Linked DNA regions of Homo sapiens: region 2 is linked to region 1. Evidence: chromatin contacts called from ENCODE Hi-C or POLR2A ChIA-PET data. All regions are on one chromosome and are shown on one strand. The core of a region is the stretch at or near the end of the contact, and the rest is flanking DNA. Distances in the headings are between cores, read along the strand shown. Region 1 holds the start of DENND4C (DENN domain containing 4C). Region 2 holds the start of PLIN2 (perilipin 2).

Evidence for each region. A loop is a pair of places that touch in the nucleus more often than their neighbours do. ChIA-PET counts read pairs that join two places held with the same protein, here RNA polymerase II (POLR2A). Pooled maps may share reads with other maps.
Region 2: a map of heart left ventricle shows a loop between it and region 1 (10-fold over the local background). The contact joins the promoter of PLIN2 here to the promoter of DENND4C in region 1. A Hi-C loop is called at or near these places in 25 of 168 maps with a recorded cell type or tissue (B cell, CD4-positive, alpha-beta T cell, CD4-positive, alpha-beta memory T cell and 17 more), 34 of 37 single-sample maps with no recorded cell type and 37 of 50 pooled maps. POLR2A ChIA-PET finds 5 or more read pairs at or near these places in 26 of 52 experiments (CD4-positive, alpha-beta T cell, CD4-positive, alpha-beta memory T cell, GM10248 and 19 more).

What each region holds. Positions count from the first base shown.
Region 1 is chr9:19,225,726-19,232,906 of GRCh38, reverse strand. It overlaps DENND4C (DENN domain containing 4C), which reads right to left and starts at 2,214. Exons shown (of 33, transcript NM_001330640.2): 1 at 2,074-2,214. RefSeq lists silencers at 1,667-1,806, 2,027-2,396, 2,477-2,776 and enhancers at 1,410-1,915, 1,916-2,422, 2,807-3,056.
Region 2 is chr9:19,126,242-19,128,741 of GRCh38, reverse strand. It overlaps PLIN2 (perilipin 2), which reads left to right and starts at 1,250. Exons shown (of 8, transcript NM_001122.4): 1 at 1,250-1,323; 2 at 2,294-2,345; 3 at 2,433-2,500. The coding sequence starts at 2,316. RefSeq lists a silencer at 912-1,471 and enhancers at 984-1,493, 1,494-2,004.

The DNA of each region.
Region 1 (7,181 bases), core at 965-3,464:
CTTAACTGGCAGATACACAAAGAGCAAAGAAAGGTGCCTTATTGAGTTATTATTTATAATGTAAAATCCCTTGTGTATAGCTACAAATCCACTTTTATTGCAGATACTTAATATGTTTCTTTATAGAAAGTAGCTCAACCAAATAATCTCCCAAATTTGGCACCAGGAATTGTTACAGCCTACACACCACTACAGTTCCTTGTAATTTAAAACATTTGCGTTTTAAGAATAGTCTCCACACTCCAACTATGCTGCCAATTTCTTCAGCTAAAAGCTTAAGTTTATACTACAAAATACTGTATTTACTCTCGACAATAGAATGCACTCATTTACAAAGCATACAGGACTAAATTACTCCAATATGCAACTTCAAAATTTCTCCAATATACAACGACAACATTTCTAACATCATAGCTTTTCTATTACCCAAATCAGTAAGTCTAAATAGTAGTACTGTACACTGCACGAGGTACTATTGGCCAAAGTCAAGTCGCATATGATCAGTTCACTACAACAGGTTATACAAAAGATCAGACCCCTAATCTCAATAAACTATTTTGCAAAATGGTCAACGGAGATACCAATGCGGAGGAAAGTGTGGATTGAGTGGCAGAAAACCCTTTGCCACTACTGAAAAAAAAAACAAGTCAAAGCAAGCCTATATGACAGGCAGATCATGTTCATGAATACAAATCTAACTTCATTGCCGACTTCCCAGTCTCACAGCAAGACGGCAGTTTACCAACTCTTTAACAGTAATACAAAGAACAGGACAGAAAATATAGTTTCTTTTTTGCATGCTATAGTGATCAAGAATAAAGGATACCTTTAATGTTCAAAGATGAAAACTTCCTTTTGCAACTAATATTGCTCTTATCGCGTGTACACAGAAAAATCATACAACGCTCTGCATTTCTGATAGAGTAATACACACTATCACATCAAATCAAGTATTTATCCAGAACTTAGCGCCTTAGCACTAACGTTCTCCCCTCTCATTATACACAGACCGGAAGGGAAAACCTATTCCTACGTAAATTAGGGCCTAGGAAGAACGCCTCAACACGGGTTTGCACACAATTAAGCAGGCTCAGTGGGTCAATTTCTCAGGCTACAACGCTTGACAGTATCTCGGAGGCACAAAGAGACAGCTGAGGGTTCACTACTGGAAATGACACTTTCCCTCAAATTTGCACAAGTACCCGCGGTAACTACCCTAAATTTTCCCGTGTGACAAACATACATAAGGGGAGAAGGAGGCGGTACTATTTAAAAACTGGGTAATTCCTTATTAGTGCAGATAAAAGACGGTCTTCGAGAGGGAAAAGGTCTATCAAGCAGAAAAGGGGAGGAAAAAAAAAAAGACGTGACAGCATTCTTAAAACAGAAAAAGTTACAGCTCTTTACAGGAGTCAGCCTTAGGACTTCATTCCTTGGTTTTGTGTTTAGTCACTCCAGAGTTAAAAGGATACTGCCCTCCTAGAAAGTCATCCCCGACAAAGAAGCCCTGAGGATCGGCCACCGTAAGACAGAGAAGGAAATGTCTTCAATTCACCAGAGACACCTGCCCAGGTCCCCCTCCTCCCCGTTGTCCCCGACACTTCTCAGTCCCCCGACTCCTCTCGAGACTGCCCGCCACCCCTGGCTCTAGCTCTCCGCTCTCTCAGCCTCGACCCCCTCTGGGAAGCCCCGATCCTGCTCCCTCCGCACCCCGGCCCCCACCAAAGCGGCCGTCGCCCCGGCGGTCCCCCGGGCCCAGACCCCTCGCGCTTGTACGCAAACGATTCTCATGGGCCCGGCGGGCGACGCGGGGAGGCTCTTCAGGGGCAGCCTTTCCCCGACTGCATCCCGCAGGATCCGGGGACTCCCCGCCCCCGGAAACCGCGGAGAAACTAGGCCACGAACGCCAGCCGCGGCCACTCTCCGCCTCCTCGGCGACCCCCCGCGGGCCAGCCACTCGGAACTCAGCCCTCCGGGCTCTACCTGTCCCGCGCCCTCCCAGCCTTGCAGCGCAGGCCCCGCGAGGGCACGGCGCAGGCTTCCTCCGCCAAAGGCCCCGCGCCGCAGCCTCACCTGCTGCCTGCTCCTCTGTCAGCGCAGCCCCGACACGGCTTCTTCCTGGGGCAAGAAAGCACCGGATTCGCGGACTGGGCGCGCTCGGCAGGGCAGGGCGGGGGACTAGCTCCAGCGGCCGCCGCCGCCTCAGTCCGGTCTGCGCCTGCGCCGCCTCGCGGGCAGGGTCTCCGAGGGGCGCCGCCTACAGCCAGGGGCGATGGCCGGAGCGCTGGCCCGCGCGGGTGCCTCCGCGCTGTGAGCCGTCGGACAGTGCGGGCGGCGCGTCGCCTAGGAGCTGCCCGCGGCGCAGCCGTCCCAAGACCTGACCGCCATGTTTCTGTTCCCTTTTTCTCCCCCGCCTTCCGCCCCTTTCCACAAAACAGCACTTTCTTTTCCCCCTCCCTCTCCCTTTCCTCCTGCGGGGGCGGGTGGAAAAGGGCGGGGGGTGGGAGGGAGAAGACGCAGGGAGGAGGGGGGCGGTGCGGTGCTCAGGCCCCTCCCCCGGGGAGGGCCGAGGCCCTGCAGCCACCGCTCCCCTCCCCCGCCCGACCCCTGTGCGACCCCCGCGGGGCGCGGGGTCTGAGCCTTGCGGGCCTCCGATCCCCTCCTCAGCGTTCGCGCGGCCGAGCCTGCAGAAACAGAGCTGGGGAGAAAGCGCTCTGGAGGCCGCTGTGCACCCCTTCCTGCAGGGCTCAGACTGGCGGTGTGATGTGGGTTTATTGCCTTGGCCTGAGGCAGGTGGCGGCTGCTTCTCTCGGAGTTTTCAAAGACAGGGAAAGTGATGCCGAGTGGCTGAAGGTCACTGAGGACAGTGCCGGGAGATACGTGAAGATTCCTTCCCAGGGAAGGAATCTGGAATTCCCACGCATGAGTAGAGGGCTCTAGAGAGACCCGCGCGCTGGCCCTTCCCGAAACCCCTTGGCTCCAGTGCACCATGTGAGTCCCTGGCCGCGCTCGGTGTCTCTCCTTCGGCCCAGATTTGGGGATGGGAATTCCTAATGGAGAAATCGCTCATTTGCATAGTCAGTACCCTCACGCCTCCTAAGTGTAGCCTCATTATCGACACAGACGCCTGCAGAGTCGTTTCTCTATAATGCAAATTTTGCAGGATATTTTTGAACAACGTTTTTGAGTTATCATAGTAAATGAAAAAGCAATTACTAGTTATTTAGGAAGAAGGAAATGGTTTGAAGTAGAGATAACTTTTTTACCTCTGGGGGGAAAAAAAGGCGAATGACTTCAGATTCCATGGCAGGTCAAAATCAGAACTGGTAAGATTTCTGCATATCTGGTGAGTATCCACATAAATAATCATTTTCCTGAAAATTACACTCTCCTTATTTAATCTGTATTTTTGCATAAAAATGTGAGATTATACCTGGGTCATAAATGCACTGCTGTCCATTTATTTCTGAAGTTTATTGCATAGCCATGGATAATTTGAGTTTTATATTCAATAGCAGAAACTATTTTTCTAACCACGTAAGCAGTCAGAATTGATTTCAGAAGAAATGCGCAGCAATAAAAGTTAAGGCTTATTTAATAACAGTTTGGGGCCAATTTGGTCCCCCTGGAAACTATCTTTGACATTGACAATCCGAAGAGCAAAAGTTTAAGAAAGGATCTAATACTTCAAAATTTAGCTTGTGGGCCGGACGCGGTGGTTCACGTCTGTAATCCCAGCACTTTGGGAGGCTGAGGCGGGCGGATCACCTGAGGTCGAGAGTTCCAGACCAGCCTGACCAACATGGAGAAACACTGTCTCTACTAAAAATACAAAATTAGCCGGGCGTGGTGGTGCATGCCTGTAATCCCAGCTACTCGGGAGGCTAAGGCAGGAGAATGGCTTGAACCTGGGAGGCGGAGGTTGCAGAGAGCCGAGATTGCGCCATTGCACTCCAGCCTGGGCAACAAGAGCAAAACTCTGCCTCAGAAAAAAAAAAAAAAAGAAAAAAAAGAAAAGAAACAGTGAAACAAAATTTAGCTTGTGGGCTTCTTTTCCTTCTTTCCCAAAGTCTAAATTAATTAGCAGTTTTAAAGCAATATAAACGAGATTTCTTTCTTTATTTACATATATATTTTTTAATTTTTCCTCATCCCAACTAGAAAAGGAAAGACAAGATTTCTTCGCCCCCTCCTTTTTTTTGGACACAGGATCCCCCCCTCTGTCACCCAGGCTGGAGTGCAGTGGCACAAACAGGGTTCACTGCAGCCTTAACTTCCTGCCACCTCAGCCTCCCGAATAGCTGAGATGGTAGGCCTGTGCCAACCACCCACCCACACCCCACTAATTTTTTGGGGGGGTTAGGGGAAGATATAAAGTCTCACTATATTGCCCAGGCTAGTCTTGAACACCTGAACTCAAGCAATCCTATTACCTCAGCCTCCCAAAACTCTGGGATTACAGATATGAGGCACCGTGCCCAACCAAGACAAGATTTCTTAATGGGTACATTCATTTAATTAGCTCTCAGGGATTCAGAGTTTTTTTTTTTCTCTCTCTCTCTCTTTTTTTATGGCACCCACAGAAATGAAAAATGGATGAGGCCAGTATCTCTCTTCCACTTGACTTGATTTTTCTCACTTTGCAATGGAAGGCTTAGGATTTTCTTTAATTTTTCTCACTATCTTAATCGTCCTATAGATTTACCATAGATTTTTCACTGCCATTTTCCACCAAAAATTTCATAGAATGAACTTGAATGTTTTGGGACTAATTTTTCATGTGAGTTAACTGTTCTCAGATCTGGAAGTTCTTGATTCAGCAACCTTCCCAACTGCATGCTTAGGGGCCCAGAACTGAAATAAGTTCATTTGAAATTTTATATATATATATTTATATATATATATATTTTTTGAGACAGAGGCTTGCTCTATTGCACAGGCTGGAGTGCAATGGCATCGTCTTGGCTCACTGCAACCTCCACCTCCCAGGCTCAAGCGCTTCTCCTGCTTCAGCCTTCTAAGTAGCTGGGACTACAGGCGTGCGCAACCAACCACACCCGGCTAATTTTTTGTTTTTTTTGTTTTTGTTTTTGTTTTTTTTTGGGTAGATAACAGTGTTTTGCCACGTTGCCCAGGCTGGTCTCAAACTCCTGAGTTCAAGCAATCCGCCTGCTTCCCGGCCACCCAAAGTGCTAGGATTCTAGGTGTGAGCCACCACACCCGGCCTCATTTTAAATTTTAATATAAAGGCTGGGCACCATGGTTCATGCCTGTAATCCCAGCACTTTGGGAGGCTGAAGTGGGTGGATCACCGGAGGTCGGGAATTTGAGACCAGCCTGACCAATGTGATAAAACCCCGTCTCTATTTAAAAATACAAAAATTAGCCAGATATGGTGGTGGGTGCCTGTAATCTCAGCTACTAGGGAGGCTGAGACAGGAGAATCTCTTGAACCCAGAAGGCAGAGATTGCAGTGAGCCGAGATCTCACCGCTGCACTCCAGCCTGATGGACAGAGCAAGACCCTGTTTCAAAAAAATAATAATAATATTTGACTGTATAAAAAGTAGGAGAGTCGGAGAGCCCGATATCAACATAATTGTTATAATGATTATAGTGTCACAGTTTTAGTTGGGCCTATGTAGATAGAAGAATGCATAGGAAAAAATCAGCCCATCGAAGAGGGGAACACAGACATTCTAGCAGAAAGCTCCTTCTTGCTGCCTTCTGACTGGGCGTGGTCACTGCAGATTTCCGTGGAACTGTGACACAAAGGAGTGGAATGAAAATGTTGAAAATTTCCTTAAGATATTTTTGGGGCCGGGCGCGGTGGCTCACACCTGTGATCCCAGCACTTCGGGAGGCCGAGGCGGGCAGATCACCTGAGGTCAGGAGTTTGAGACCATCCTGGACAACATGACGAAACACCATCTCTACTAAAAATACAAAAATTAGCCGGGCGTGGTGGTGTGCGCTTGTAATCCCAGCTACTCAGGAAGCTGAGGCAGGAGAATCGCTTGAACCCGGTAGGCAGAGGTTGCAGTGAGCCGAGATTGCACCACTGTACTCCGGCCTGGGCGACAGAGCAGGACTCTGTCTCAAAAAAAAAAAAAAACATGATTTTTTTTTTTTTTTTTTTTGAGATGGAGTCTTGCTCTGTCGCCCAGGCCAGAGTGCAATGGTGTGATCTTCGTTCACTGCAACCTCTGCCTTCCAAGTTCAAGCGATTCTCCTTCCTCAGCCTCCTGAATAGCTGGGATTACAGGCACGCGCCACAACACCCGGCTAATTTTTGTAATTTTTAGTAGAGACGGAGTTTCACCATGTTGTTCAGGCTGGTCTTGAACTCCTGACCTCGTGATCTGCCCGCCTCAGCCTCCCAAAGTGCTGGGATTACAGGCATGAGCCACCATGCCCAGCCCCGCTTCAAAAACTTCTAATCATTGCCCTGTGAGGGCAGGAGTAATATATATCACAGATGTGTATTTATATGTTTTTATTCTGGATGCCTAGGATCTAGCAGAGTAACTCATATATATTATAGTCTCTCAGAAACTAATTGATGGGCCAGGTGTGGTGTCTCAAGCTTGTAATCCCAGCACTTTGGGAAGCCAAGGTGGGCAAATCGCTTGAGCTCAGGAGTTCAGGACCAGCCTGAGCAACATGGCGAATCCCCATTTCTACCAAAAATACAAAAAATTAGCTGGGTGTGGTAGTGCATGCCGGTAGTCCCAGCTACTCGGAAGGCTGAGGTGTGAGGATCACTTGAGCCTGGAAGGCGGAGGTTGCAATGAGCCAAGATCGTGCCACTGCACTCCAGTCTGGGTGACACCTAGACCCTGTCTCAAAAAAAAAAAAAAGTTAAAAATAATAATAATAATAATTGATGAATGCCTGGCATAAATCAGTCTGTGCTTCTCTCACTTTCTTTCTCTCTGTTCTTGGGTAAGTTACTTAACTTTTCCTCATCTGTAAAGTAAGTAGAATGATATTCACAAAGAAGATCATTTATTAATTTACAATAGGCTATAAATATTAAACACATCAGTTCAGGAATCAATAATCAGCACATGTGATAGGCAGCCTCTCAGTATGGTTTACAACAATTCCTGCCTCCTGCCATTTATATCCTTGTGTAATCCCCTCATATTGAGTGTGGGGTGAACTTACTGACTGGTTTCT
Region 2 (2,500 bases), core at 1-2,500, 100 kb after region 1:
ACAAAACAACAACAACAAAAAAACACAACTGGGACTCAGATGACGTTTTAAGTTGTCTTTGAAAAACAATGCATAACCCTGCACGTATAAAGTTGCCTATGTCACATAACCCTAGGCAGCTGTCATTCTGGAGTGATCTGGAGTTAAGTTTTTTGTTTTCTTTTTCTTTTTTCTTTTCTTTTTTTTTTTTTAGACAGGGTCTCAGTCACTCAGGCTGGGGTGCAGTGGTACAGTGGCGCGATCTCGACTCATTGCAGCCTCGACCACCTGGGCTCAAAAGATTCTTTCACCTCAGCCACCCACCCGCCTGCCCCCAACCCCGCTAAACAGCCGGGACTAGCTGGGACTACAGGCGCGCGCCACCACGCTGGGCTGCTTTCTTTGTATTTTGAGAGAGACGGGGTTTCGCCATGTTGGCCAGGCTGGTGATTCGCTCGCCTCGGCCTCCCAAAGTGCTAGGATTACAGGCGTGAGCCACCGCGCCCAGCCGCCACAAAACTTTTAAAAGTTATTACTTCGCTAAAAATAACAGCGTAGAAGCCATTGTGCAGCGCCACGCGATCTCGGCTCACTGCAGCCTCGACCTCCCAGGCTCAAGCGATCCTCCCATCTTAGCCTCGCAGGTAGCTGGGGCCACAGGCGCACGACACCACGCTGGGCTATTTTTTAAAATAAAATAAAAATCTTCGCCAGGCTGGTCTCGAACTCCTAGGCTCGACAGATCCTCTCGCCTCAGCATCCCAAAGTGTTGTGATTACAGGCGTGAGCCACCGCTTCCATTTTTAGAGTTCTATTCTGAGGACTAACGCCGTTCAACAAGTTGGTGTGAATTTGTTTGCATTTTTCAAAACCCCAAAGCCGGCCTGGGCGCCATCCCCATTTGCCCCGGGCCTCTCAGGACCCCGACCACAGGCAGGACCCCGACCACAGGCAGCGCCCCGACTCCAGGCAGCGCCCCGACTCCAGGCAGGGCTACCTCCAACTCCCAGCCTCCCCAGGCCGGGCCCCCGCCCGGCTCCCGACAGGCTCCTCTCCCCGTGGCGGGGCCCCTCGCCCAGGCAGCACACCCTCTCAACCCGACCGGGCCCCCACCACTCTAGGAGGGCCGGCGTTGGGGGAGGGCGCCGGGACGTGCCCGAGGGTGACACTCGGGCTTGGGACAGGGCGTGCTGCCGCGGGTCACGTGCTGCGGAGGCTTGGGGAGGGGCGGCGAGGCGGGGTTTATAGCCCGGGCGCCCGCGGGCCCCACGCTTTGACCGGGTCGTGGCAGCCGGAGTCGTCTTCGGGACGCGCCTGCTCTTCGCCTTTCGCTGCAGTCCGTCGGTGAGTGCGCGCCCAGTGGGTGCCCCAGCGAACCGGTCCCGGGCCCCCAGCGGCGCCCAGTTGGGGTGGGGGGCTCCCCGGGGCCTTGGGACCGCTGCTCTGCTCCCCGCGGGGCTCAAAGGTGGACGGGACGCGGGGGTGATGGTCCGAGACCCCCCGCTCGCCTCGCGGCTTCCAGGTCCTGGCTGGGTAGGGGCGGTCTGCTGAACCCGCGCTTTCGACCCTTGCCTTTGTGCGTTGAGGCTTCTTTCCTGCCAACAGATTTAGGGCGATTGCTATCGAATGTCCCTTGGCCTGCTTGGGTGGTTGTGGGAAAACAATATTTGTCGAAGGGACATTATCGAAAGGGAAACGCGTTAGAAAACCGCATTTTTTTTTTGACGGAGTCTCGCTCTGTCGCCCAGGCTGGAGTGCAGTGACGCCATCTAGGCTCACTGCAACCTCCGCCTCCCGGGTTCAAGCGATTCTCCTGCCTCAGCCTCCAGAGCAGCTGGGATAACAGGCGCCCGCCACCACGCCCGGCTAATTTTTGTATTTTTAGAAGAGACGGGGTTTCACCACGTTGGTCAGGCTGGTCTTGAACTCCTGACATCAAGCAGTCCACCCCCCTCGGCCTCCCAAAGTGCTGGGATTACAGGCGTGAGCCACCGCGTCCGGCTTGGCTAGCATTTTTGTTAACAGATACTCGGAGAAACAAGAGAAGTATGTCAACAACTTTACTTCTCCCTCCTGAGTATTGCAAGTTTACACATAAGCTCTGAAACTTTGCCTCAAAAGAGGGAGTGGGGTTGTGTGGGTGTGGGTCTTTCAGGAGGGGGACCTGGAGAGCTGGAGAGAGGAAAGAAGTGCAGAAGACTACAGGGAGCTCACCCTGCATTTTTCTCTACTTGTAATCAGCATTTGCTTGGGTTGGGGAATGAATTTGGGAGAGTCTTATCCCGGTGTTCTGAAATAAGTCTCTTTTCTGCAGATTTCTTTCTCCAGGAAGAAAAATGGCATCCGTTGCAGTTGATCCACAACCGGTATGAATTTTGAGTAGCCTTTGTCTACTTTCTCTCCTTTTGTGTTTTGAGAGATTAATAAGCATACCCTCCCTACTTTGATTGCAGAGTGTGGTGACTCGGGTGGTCAACCTGCCCTTGGTGAGCTCCACGTATGACCTCATGTCCTCAGCCTA